Regions from separate parts of the Homo sapiens genome. Here region 2 is linked to region 1. Evidence: chromatin loops called from intact Hi-C (ENCODE). Cell type or tissue: adrenal gland. All regions are shown on one strand.

Region 1 (5,000 bases):
AAATACCGTCACCTTGGAGATTAGGGCTTCAGCTATGAATTTTGAGTGGACACAACTCAGTCCATAGCTGGCATCCTACTGGCTTCAGGATTTTTGCCACCTTTCCTCTCTCCAAACCATTACTAATGTACTTTTAAATTTTAAGTGGGTCACCTTAGCTCACCTTTTAACTCAACTTTATTTTAAAGGAAGATTTAATCACTGTAATACAGAGAAAACCCCAGCTCATTTGTGTGTATAGTTGGGAAAGGCAAAATTTATTCTACCACCTTCTCTGAGAGGATTGGATCCCAAGAATCAGAGTAATTAATACTAGCTACAATAACAGTAAGTACAAAATCTGAGTGGCTTCAGGCTCTAAAGCAGGGGTCAGCAAACTGCAGCCCACACGCCAGATCCGGCCCGTTGCCTGGTTTTTGTGAAGGATCTTTCTCTGGGGCATAGCCACACCCACTCATTTATGTGCTGTTTCTGGCTGCTTTTGCGCTGACAGCAGAGTTCACTGGTTGGAAGACCAATGACCGCCAAGTGACTGCGGACCGCCAAGCCTCAAGTGTTAACTCTTGGGTCCTTTTCAGGAAAAGCTTGCTGAGCATGCTCAAAGGTTTACTTCTCACTCCTGTCACAGTCCTGTTGCGTTCAGTAGACAGCTTTTCACGACATGTGAAGAGACTTGTGCTGGGACTTGGATTGCATCTGCCCAGGAGCAGATCCTGAGTGACCCCAGGAAGCCCCATTAGGAGAGTGGGAAAGTGAAACAGGGAAAAGAAGCAGATGGAGGAAGTGTTCATGAGCTGTCATCGCTGTGGGCACTTGGAGCTCCTTCCTGCTGGGGACCTGGGCCGCTGTGTAGGACACATGTCAGAGTCATCCCACTCGAGGGCAGTGGGAGTGGGGGTATTTATTCACCACTGGCTGAGGGGCTTGCACTCCCCAGCACTCTGGCCCATGCCACAGGCAGCTGGAGCCCGACCCTGCTGCCGATGAAAGCTCCCAGGCTGGAGGTTACGTTTCTTGGAGTAAGAAGCGGTGAGTCCAGGAAAGGGATCCCAAAGGCACACCAGCGGGCACCCACAGGGCATGCTGCCTGGTGCCATGGACCCTCAGGGCCTCCGTGGAGTACTCCCCTTCCTCCTCTCCATTTGTCAGCTGAAAAGCCAAGAGCAAGAGAACAGCCTTCACGCCCAGGGCCAGAAGGGGCTCACTTTCCTCCACTCCCTTTCCATCCATGGCAACCGTCACCTGCAAGGGGGCCAGGGAATGCAGTCAGCTTGCCCAGGAAGAGGAAGTAGACTCATGAACTTCTAGCCAGTCTCTGCCTTCGTAACTTTCACTTAAAATTTAGTTTCAAGAAGCTATGTGGGTGATCCCCAAAGCCTGTATTTCTGGATTTGTCAAGTAACTTAGCGGTAGAAAAGCATTCCTTACTTGGCGGCCATATCACACCTTCCAAATGCCCCTGCACAGGCTTTGAGATATTTTCAACTCATGCTCTATACAAGTGCAGATGGTTTAAAGATGCCTGGTTATGGCTGAGGGAGGTAGAGAACTCACTTACAGGAATCTGGCTTCCCTGGCTCTGGCACACTCCTGGACGAGGTCCTTGGCACCTAACTCTCCAGGCATTTCAAACCCAGGAGGTCTTTAGGCCTGCCTTTGTGGTAATACCGAGACAAGAGGACATCAATGGGGTGTCTGCTTTGTGCCAGGCACATTGCTACATCATCTTGAGGTATCCATAACACTACAAACAGGCTCAGGGATGAAAAGTATCAACTAGTGGTTATCATGTGCGTATACATTAACTCATTTACTCCTCAGTCAAAATTCTTAGGCTCCTTGTCCTTCAGTTTTCTCATGTGTAAGATGGAGGTGAGAATACCTGTCACTAATATCCATTCTTCCTGTCCTCCTTTGTATTATAATAGCCCATCCACTACCATCACCAATTTTTAGCTGCATACATAATTGTCTGGGATAATGCAAACATTTCCCAGGCTTCCTTGAGATATGTGACTAAGTTCTAGACAATGAGATATAAATAGAAATGTCATACGCAACTTCTAAGGAGTGTTCCAAAGGAGCAAGCCTGAATTTCTTCAACTATTCCTTCTTCCTACTGGCTAAAATATGGATGTGATGGCTGGTTCTTGGGCAGCCATCTTGTACTATGAGGAAGACAATAGATATTGAGAAAGGATGAGGAAAAGGACACAATCAAACCACATACCAGCCTATGGCTCTCCCCTTTGGATATCATTCGCCTGTCAGGGAAATTGATCACTATCTAATTTAAGCCTCTGATGCTTGATCAGCCACATTGGTATGATCTGGGAATTTGTTAGAAATGCAGAATATTGACCCCCACCCCAGACCTGCTGAATCAGAATCTGCATTTTAACAAGATCTGCAAGTGACTTGTGTACAAAATAAAATCTGAGAGGCACTGGTTCCAGCAGCTACTGTTATCTGAGAGAGGCCTGTCACTTAACAGCTGAACTCAGTCCTAACTAATGTCCCACTGCACAACACTGCTGGGAGGATTAAATGAGTCATGAAGTCAAAGCACCTAGCACAAGGCTCTGCCCAGCATGGGGAGTGAGAGTTCATGGGTTAAATTGCCTTGGGGGTGGGTTCTGTGATGGAGCACAGATTTATGGCAACATTGCCATCTGCCCTGTGGGCTCAAAGACATCCCCTAACTGTGTGAAACTTTGGAGACAGAGCAGAAGGGGTGCAGTATTTGTTGAATACCAACTTGAGAGGTTTTGTAGAAGCCATTAATTAGGGACCAGGGGAGGGAGAGGTCCTGGGATGTGCCTTCCAGAGCCTGCTGCACAGCTTTGACCCCAAATGGTGTAGACCTAGGGAGCAGGAGGGGAGGGAGGTCTTAGATCATTGAGCACGGGTGGCATGTGAGGGACACAAAGCACCCTCTTCATAATGCCTGCGAGCATGAGAACAGCCACATACTGGTCTCTCATTCCCGCACCCAGGCTGTGGAGGGAGAAACCTTCTGGCTGAGGAATGGCTCTGCTGCTGTACTTATCCCAATTTTCCAGCTGGCCAGGCTTTATCTCTCCTGTGATGTGATTGATGGAGCTCTCCGCAGGGCCTCCCATTATGGTCTGAAGGACACGGTGGCCTAGTTTTCGTGCAGGGATGCAGGGAGGCCAGTCATGCGGGACTGTGGCCCACTGTGTGGGGTATTTTGGAGACAGATGGGACTTTTCTGACCAGGAGGTCATGGGGTGGTTCTGAGGCAAGGGCTCCTGTAAAAATGCCTGTGCTCAGCTGAAGCAGAAGGTTCCTAGAATGGAAGGAGCAAGAACTGACGTGGGCTCCACGTCCGTCGCATGCTGTGGCAGGCCTGCCCTGCTCCTGCCCTACTCTGTGCTGTCCACCAATTGTCTGGTGGCTGGAGCATGCCACACCCTGACAGCCCAGGAGGGCTTGGTGGGTATCCCTGCCAGGAGAGTCCACTTGAGTGGCTACAACAGTGCTGTGCTCTGTGTGTGTGTGAGGCTGTGTGTTTGTCTATTTCTCTGTGTCTCCACCATCTCTATTTTCCCCAATACCTGGAAGCAGAATCACAGCATGTTGAGAGGTCTCTGGGACTACATTGCCCCGGTTGTTGGAATCCTGGCTCTAGCTGTTGGACCATGGACAAATTACTTTGCTGTGTCACAGATTTTCTATTTGTGATGGAGATCATTGGATTGTTGTGAGAATTAAATGAGTTGACCCATATAGAGTCCTCACAGTAAGCCCTCAGTCAATGGTAGGTGATGCCTTCCCTCCCCAACCCAAGGTCCTACATACTACTGCCCAGCAGCCTGAGAGCGAAGGGCCTGCACCTGTCAGGAGTCTGGGAGGATATGCTGGGGAAGGTTGATGGGGCAGAGGTGAGGACAAGCCCAAAGGAGGTACTTCCTCACCTCTCTCCCCTTCCTCCTCGGTAACTCACTAGATGATCCTGCCCTCCTGCAAAGTGACATCTCAAGTCACAGCCACCTGGCAAAGCCTTCCCTTTAGCTGTCACAGCAAAACAGAAAAGGCCAGGGTTGAGTGAGAAGACCTGGCACCAACACTCACTGTACAATCTTAGGAAAATGACTCATCCCCCTTGAGCCTTAGTTTCCCCAGGTGTAAAGTGGAGATGACATCGTCTTTGCCCTCCACACGCCCCTAGGGCTGGCTAGAACTCGGAGACAACTCTGCCTCCTCCAGTCTGTGTTCTCCCTCCCATTCATGGGACTCTTCAGATGCCACCTGTGTGCTGAGGCATTTACGTTAGTCAGGTTAGGTCAGGCTTGCCACAGTAACAAATTATCCTTGAAATCAGAGCTGGCTTCTTTCTTGCTAACACAGACTCTAGTGAGGGTCTGGGGACTCCCAGGGCAGCCTCCTGCCCCATGGTGACTCAGCAATCCAGGTGCTTGAATCCAGGCTGCCTCCTTCTCAACCCAGGGCTTTAGTCACCACAGCTGGGAAGGAGAGAGCGGGAGGGCTGCACGCTGACCCATAGATGCTTTATCCAGGAGTCCCAGGCAGCACTTCTGCTCACAGCCCATTGGCTAGAACCTTCCCGTGGCTTTGCCTTTCTGCAGGGAGGCAGGGCAACGTGGAGAGCATACCGTTACCCAGTAAGCAGCAAACATCTTGCCAAAGAATCTCTTTCCATCTTAACCTCTGCCTTTGTGTTCTCAGTGTCATGGGCCACTGAAAAACCTGCAGAGGAGCTCCAGGCAAAAATGGCACCATCCTGGGGCCACGTCCAGCTCAGGGGAAGAGTTGGCTGTGTCAGTACAAGTCGGACCTCTTCAAGTGTGGGAGAATTTAATCACAAATCCAAAGGTCCCACCAGGCCAGTGACCAAGTTCAGAGCCCAGGCCCACAAGCCCTAGACTTTGAAACAGAGTAGGGAGGGGCCAGCCATCCAGAGGACAGACCTGCTGCCTGTAGTCGCCAGGTTTGGAGTAAGTCCCCAAGAGTCCCTC
Region 2 (5,000 bases), 80 kb after region 1:
TATACCTTACCTTATATTTTTCTGTACCTTTTATATGTTTAGATACAAAAATACTTAACATTGTGTTATAATTGCCTGCAGTATTCAGTACAGCACCATGCTATACAGGTTTGTAGCCTAGGAGTAACAGACTATACCATACAGCTTAGATGTGTAGTAGGCGGTACCATGTAGTTTGTATAAGTACACTCTATGATGTTTGCACTATGATGAAATTGCGTAACAACACATTCCTCTGAATGTATCATTGTTGTTAAGCTATGCATGGCTGTTATAAAATGTGGTTAAACGTGAAGTTGGCTTATAATAATTTCAGACACAACCAAGTTTTTAAAGCAGTGGATATGCCTTAGCTATATCCTTTTGAGAAATGTATATAAAGAATTTTACAGGCTGGAGGCAGTGGCTCATGTCTGTAATCCCAGCATTTTGGAAGGCCAAGGCGGGCAGATCACTTGAGCCCAAGAGTTCCAGAGCAGCCTGGCCAATATGGCAAAACCCCATCTCTAATAAAAATTCACAAATTAGCCAGGCATGGTGGCACACACCTGTAATCCCAGCTTCTCAGGAGGCTGAGGCATGAGAATCGCTTAAACCCAGGAGGTGGAGGCTGCAGTGAGCCAAGATTAAGACTCTGTCTCAAAAAAAAAAAAAAAAAAAAAAAAAAGAATTTTACAGCGTATCAAAATAGAATTTAAATGTAGTTTGTATAGCTTTTTAAATGGTAAATCAATTATTTTTAATTTTCAAGAAATATTTAAAATGGAAAAAACACCTTGGTTTGTTTCAAGTTCCATCATTTATCTGTTAAATTTTATAAGAAAACACAGGCTTTGACAAAAAGGCATTTGTAGAGAAAAAAAGGACTGGGATTTGGGAAAGATTCAACTTATTTTAAAATGATGCTACTTTTTTTTTTTTCCAGTGTAATATAGGCTACAGCCTTAAAATATTACTAAAGTAAAATAATAAAATACTTTTGATAAAATAATTCCTTTTAGTCCATAAAAGTTTTAAGAGCTTTATAAAACTGGGCACTAACAGAGCTTTCATAAATGCAGCACTCTAGAGAAGAAAATGAAGAACGAAGAGAAAACTGTCCTTAAATACTTACAGATTCTTTTCTGCCCATAGTTTTGCTGTGTGAGCGAGAACGTGAGATGTTGCTAAAAAAGGAATCTTTTTTAGTAGCAGATGAAGGTGGAGAGCCAGTGAATTCTCTTCCTCCAGGCAAACTCTCAACGCTTGGAGATGAACTGATGTTTTTAGAACTTAGCCCTGTAAGAAAAATTAAGTAGCAATAATGAAACACCAGACTCTTTCACTAAGCTATTCGATCTACTGTTTTTAATAAATGATGATCAATTATGATGCCACTAGGTTGATACTATCAACATAATGACACTATGGAGTATTAAAATGCATGCATTTTTATGTATCAGAATAGCCACTGGTTTTCAAAAAAACAGTGAAGGTATCTACCACTATAGTTTTCTATGTTTTTTATACTATGATTATCCAAGCATTGCACACATATAAAAAGAACTAAAAAAAAAAAAAAATCAAAGTTTCAGTAAACAATGGTTAAATGACTGGGTGTTTCTTCACTAATGGAATAATCCCTTAATTACAGAAACCAGAATCTATTATACTGCACTTTACATTAGCAAGATTAAAAAATCCAAATCTTTGGCCAAAGTTTTTCAAAAAAGCATCTCTCCTCTTCCCTCTGGTAAGGGAAAGTGTCACTGAAAATTCAGGAACATTAACATTTTAGCAAAAACCTGAAGAAGGTGAAGTACCCGCTTTGCAGCAAATATGCAAGAACAGCAAGTGCTAAGGCCCTAATGCAGGATCTTCGGTGTTCAAGGAGATCACAAAGTGACCGGTATGGTTAGAGCTAAGAGCAAGGAGGAGAAGGGTGAGAGATGAGGTTTGAGAGCAAGCAGGGGGATCAGAACAGGTAGGGATTTGTAGATGATTTTGATTAGTTTTACTCTGAGAAGGGAAGCTATGGGATGTCACTAGAGGGTTTGAGGAGAGGAGTGACATGATTTGACTTACATTTTAAAAGGATTGCTCTGGCTGTTGTATTGAGAACAGAATCAGAGATGGTCAAGTGGGGGTGAGTCAGGGGGAACAAAGGCAAAAGCAGAGGAACCAATTTTTGCTAACGCAAAAATGTAAGTACTCAGAATGATCATGACTTGGTGGTGAGAGGTGGTCACATTTTGGACAAAACTGACTGGATTTACGGATGAACCCATTATGAGTATGAGAGAAAGAGAAGAGTCAAGCTCAACTTCCAATTTTTGGCCTAAGCAAGAAGAATGATGGAGCGGCTATTTACTGAGGTGGGGAAGAGTGAAGGGAAGCAGGTTTTAGGAATAAATCAGCAGTTTAGTTTTAGACCTGCTGAGTCTATGGTGCCTAGTCAGATATCCAAATAGAGATGCCACATAAGCAGTGGGAAATGAGTCTGGATTTTAGGGGAGAGATGTGAGCTAGAGATATACATTTGGAAGTCAGTACCATAGAGACTGTATTTAAACATGAGGTTATCAATGGAGAAGGGATAGAGAGAAAAAGGATTTAGGACCACAGATTGGCCCCTTGGAAACGTTACAATTTAAAAGTCAGAGATATCACAAGAAAGCAGCAAAGCTGACTGAGAAGCAGCAGCCAGAAGTAGGAAGAAAATCAAGTAGATAATAAGAGATACTTTATAGACTAACATTCTCCAATCTTGGGTCAAAGTTGTTACAATATAGTTAGAATAGTAATTATCTACTCCCAGTACCTGGGAGTCCCTGATTGTCCCTGATCTCAAGACAATTTTATTACACTGACGCTTCCTCTGCATTAAATATCAGGGATTCAGATTAAGTTTCTGTCCTCCCAGAGTGCAGAACCTAGGGGTAAGGAGGTAAATGATAAACCAAGAATGCTAACCAGAATGTTATATTTCTTAGGAGAGAGCTATTACCTCTCCCTTGGATAGAAGGAGAGAGTCAAGCCACATTTCAGAAGAAGTGTGGCAGATTTGGAGGGCTGATACATCCCTCTTTAAGGAAATATTTGTGACTTCAAGGAAGATGGTTAGCTGATAGCCTTTAGCTATTAGATTGTTCAGGATCTGCCTCAGGTTTTGAACTAACATCATGCTCTTCTCAGGGTGGTTCCCAGCTCGTGATTGGGAATAAATGGTCTACCCATTTCCAGTCAATACAGGACTCCTTTAATAGGAAATCTTGCCTGCAGAGTTCCCCTTTGAACTGGCAGAGACTTGTTAGATCTGTATCATGGTCTGCCCCCATCCCTCTGCCCAACTCTGATTCCTCCTCTTTTCCTTTCACCTGTGTTATTCCCCCAATAAACTTTCTGTACTTCTATCAGGGTCTGCTTCCTGAAGAATCCAACCTGTAATGCATGATATTGGAGCTGAGCCTTGAAGGACCCCTGAGGTTAGGAAAGAGTAGAGAACAGGCCCCAAGGCCTAGAAGTATCCTATGCTTATAAGGGCCTAGACTATGAAAATTCCACCTAGGCCTTTATTTCTTCCCTTCTCTCCCTCCATGTTTCCCACCCACCACCAGGACTCTAGGCCTTAACTTCCCAGGGATACTTTTTCACGGTAATAATCTCAATAACACGGGGTCCTAGAATATTAGAACCGAAAAAGATCTCAGGAACCACCTATTATTTTCTTTTTTTAAAATTACCCCACTTATATGTGAATACACTTTCATTATAAACAGATTAACTGTGAAAACAACACTTTGAGATATAATTCATGTCATAACTTTCACCTTTTAAAAGAATATAATTCAGTGTTTTTTACAGTACACTTACAGAGATGCATGACCATCAAAACTATCTATTTTAGAACAACTTAATCACTGAGAAAAGAAAACTCATGGCCATTAGCAGTTATTTCCAGTATACCCCCTCTTCCCATAGTCCCTGCAATCACAATCTACTTCTGGCTCTATGAATTTGCCTTTTCTAGACATGTCATGTAGATGGAGTGATACTATATGTGGTCTTCTGTGACTGGCTTCTTTCTCTTGGGACAGTGCTTAAAAGTTCATCTATGTTATAGCATGTATTAGCACTTCATTCCTTTTAGTTGCCAAATAATATTCCATTGTATGGGTACCACATTTAGTTTATATACTCATCAGCTGATGAACATTTAGCTTATACACATTTTTGGCTATTATGAATAATGCTGCTATGAACATTCCTGTTTAAGTTTTTATGTGGACATATTGTTTCCCTTTGTCTCACGTAGATATCTAGAAGTGGAACTGGTGGGTCAATATGGCAACTCTGCATTTAACATTTCGAGAAACTGCCAGTTTTCAAAAGTGACTACACCATTTTACATTTCCATCAGTATTGTATAACGGTTCCAATTTCTCCACATGCTTGTCAACACTTACTATGAGCTATCTTTTTATTTCAGCCATCCTAGTGGGTGTGAGATGGTATTTCATTGTGATTTTGATTTGCAATTTTCCAATGGCTCATGATGCTTAGCATCTTTTCAGGTGCTTATTAGACACTCATCTTCTTCAGAGAAATGTTTATTCAAATCTTTTGCCCATTTAAAAAGTTGGGGTATTTTCCTTTTTGAGTTGTAAGTGCTCTTCATATGTTCTGGGTGCAAGTTCCTTATCAAACATGACTTGCAAAAAATTCTTCTGTTCTGTGTATATCTTTTCACTTTCTTAATGGTGTCCTTGGAAGCCCAAAACTGCTTAATTGGATGAAGTCTCATCTACCTATTTTTTCTTTTGTTGCTTGTGCTCATAGTGTCATATCTAAGAAACTACTGCCTAACCTGAGGTCATGAAGATTTACTCAAGTTTTCTTCTAAGGGTGTTATAACTCCTGCATTTAATTCTATGACTTATTTTGAGTTAATTTTTGTATACAGCGTGAAGAAGTAGCTCAAGTTCATTCTTTTGCATGTGGATATCTAGTTTTCCCAGAAC

What was found. A loop is a pair of places that touch in the nucleus more often than their neighbours do. Peaks named below come from ENCODE experiments on the same cell type or tissue, not always from the same donor. Only the 100,000 strongest peaks of a DNase experiment are listed, where the experiment ranks them.
Region 2: it touches region 1 in a loop (1.9-fold over the local background); 1 of 110 quality-filtered maps calls a loop at or near these places.

What each region holds. Positions count from the first base shown.
Region 1 is chr3:17,133,316-17,138,315 of GRCh38, forward strand. No RefSeq gene overlaps it. Among named protein-coding and RNA genes, the nearest start is that of PLCL2-AS1, 81 kb to the left of the region's middle. In adrenal gland, no CTCF peak of the experiment used is centred here; DNase peaks (open chromatin) are centred at 2,976 and 4,729; H3K27ac peaks cover 2,606 bases.
Region 2 is chr3:17,213,093-17,218,092 of GRCh38, forward strand. It overlaps TBC1D5 (TBC1 domain family member 5), which reads right to left. Exons shown (of 23, transcript NM_001349074.2): 19 at 1,115-1,278. Among named protein-coding and RNA genes, the nearest start is that of PLCL2-AS1, 160 kb to the left of the region's middle. In adrenal gland, no CTCF peak of the experiment used is centred here; no DNase peak of the experiment used is centred here.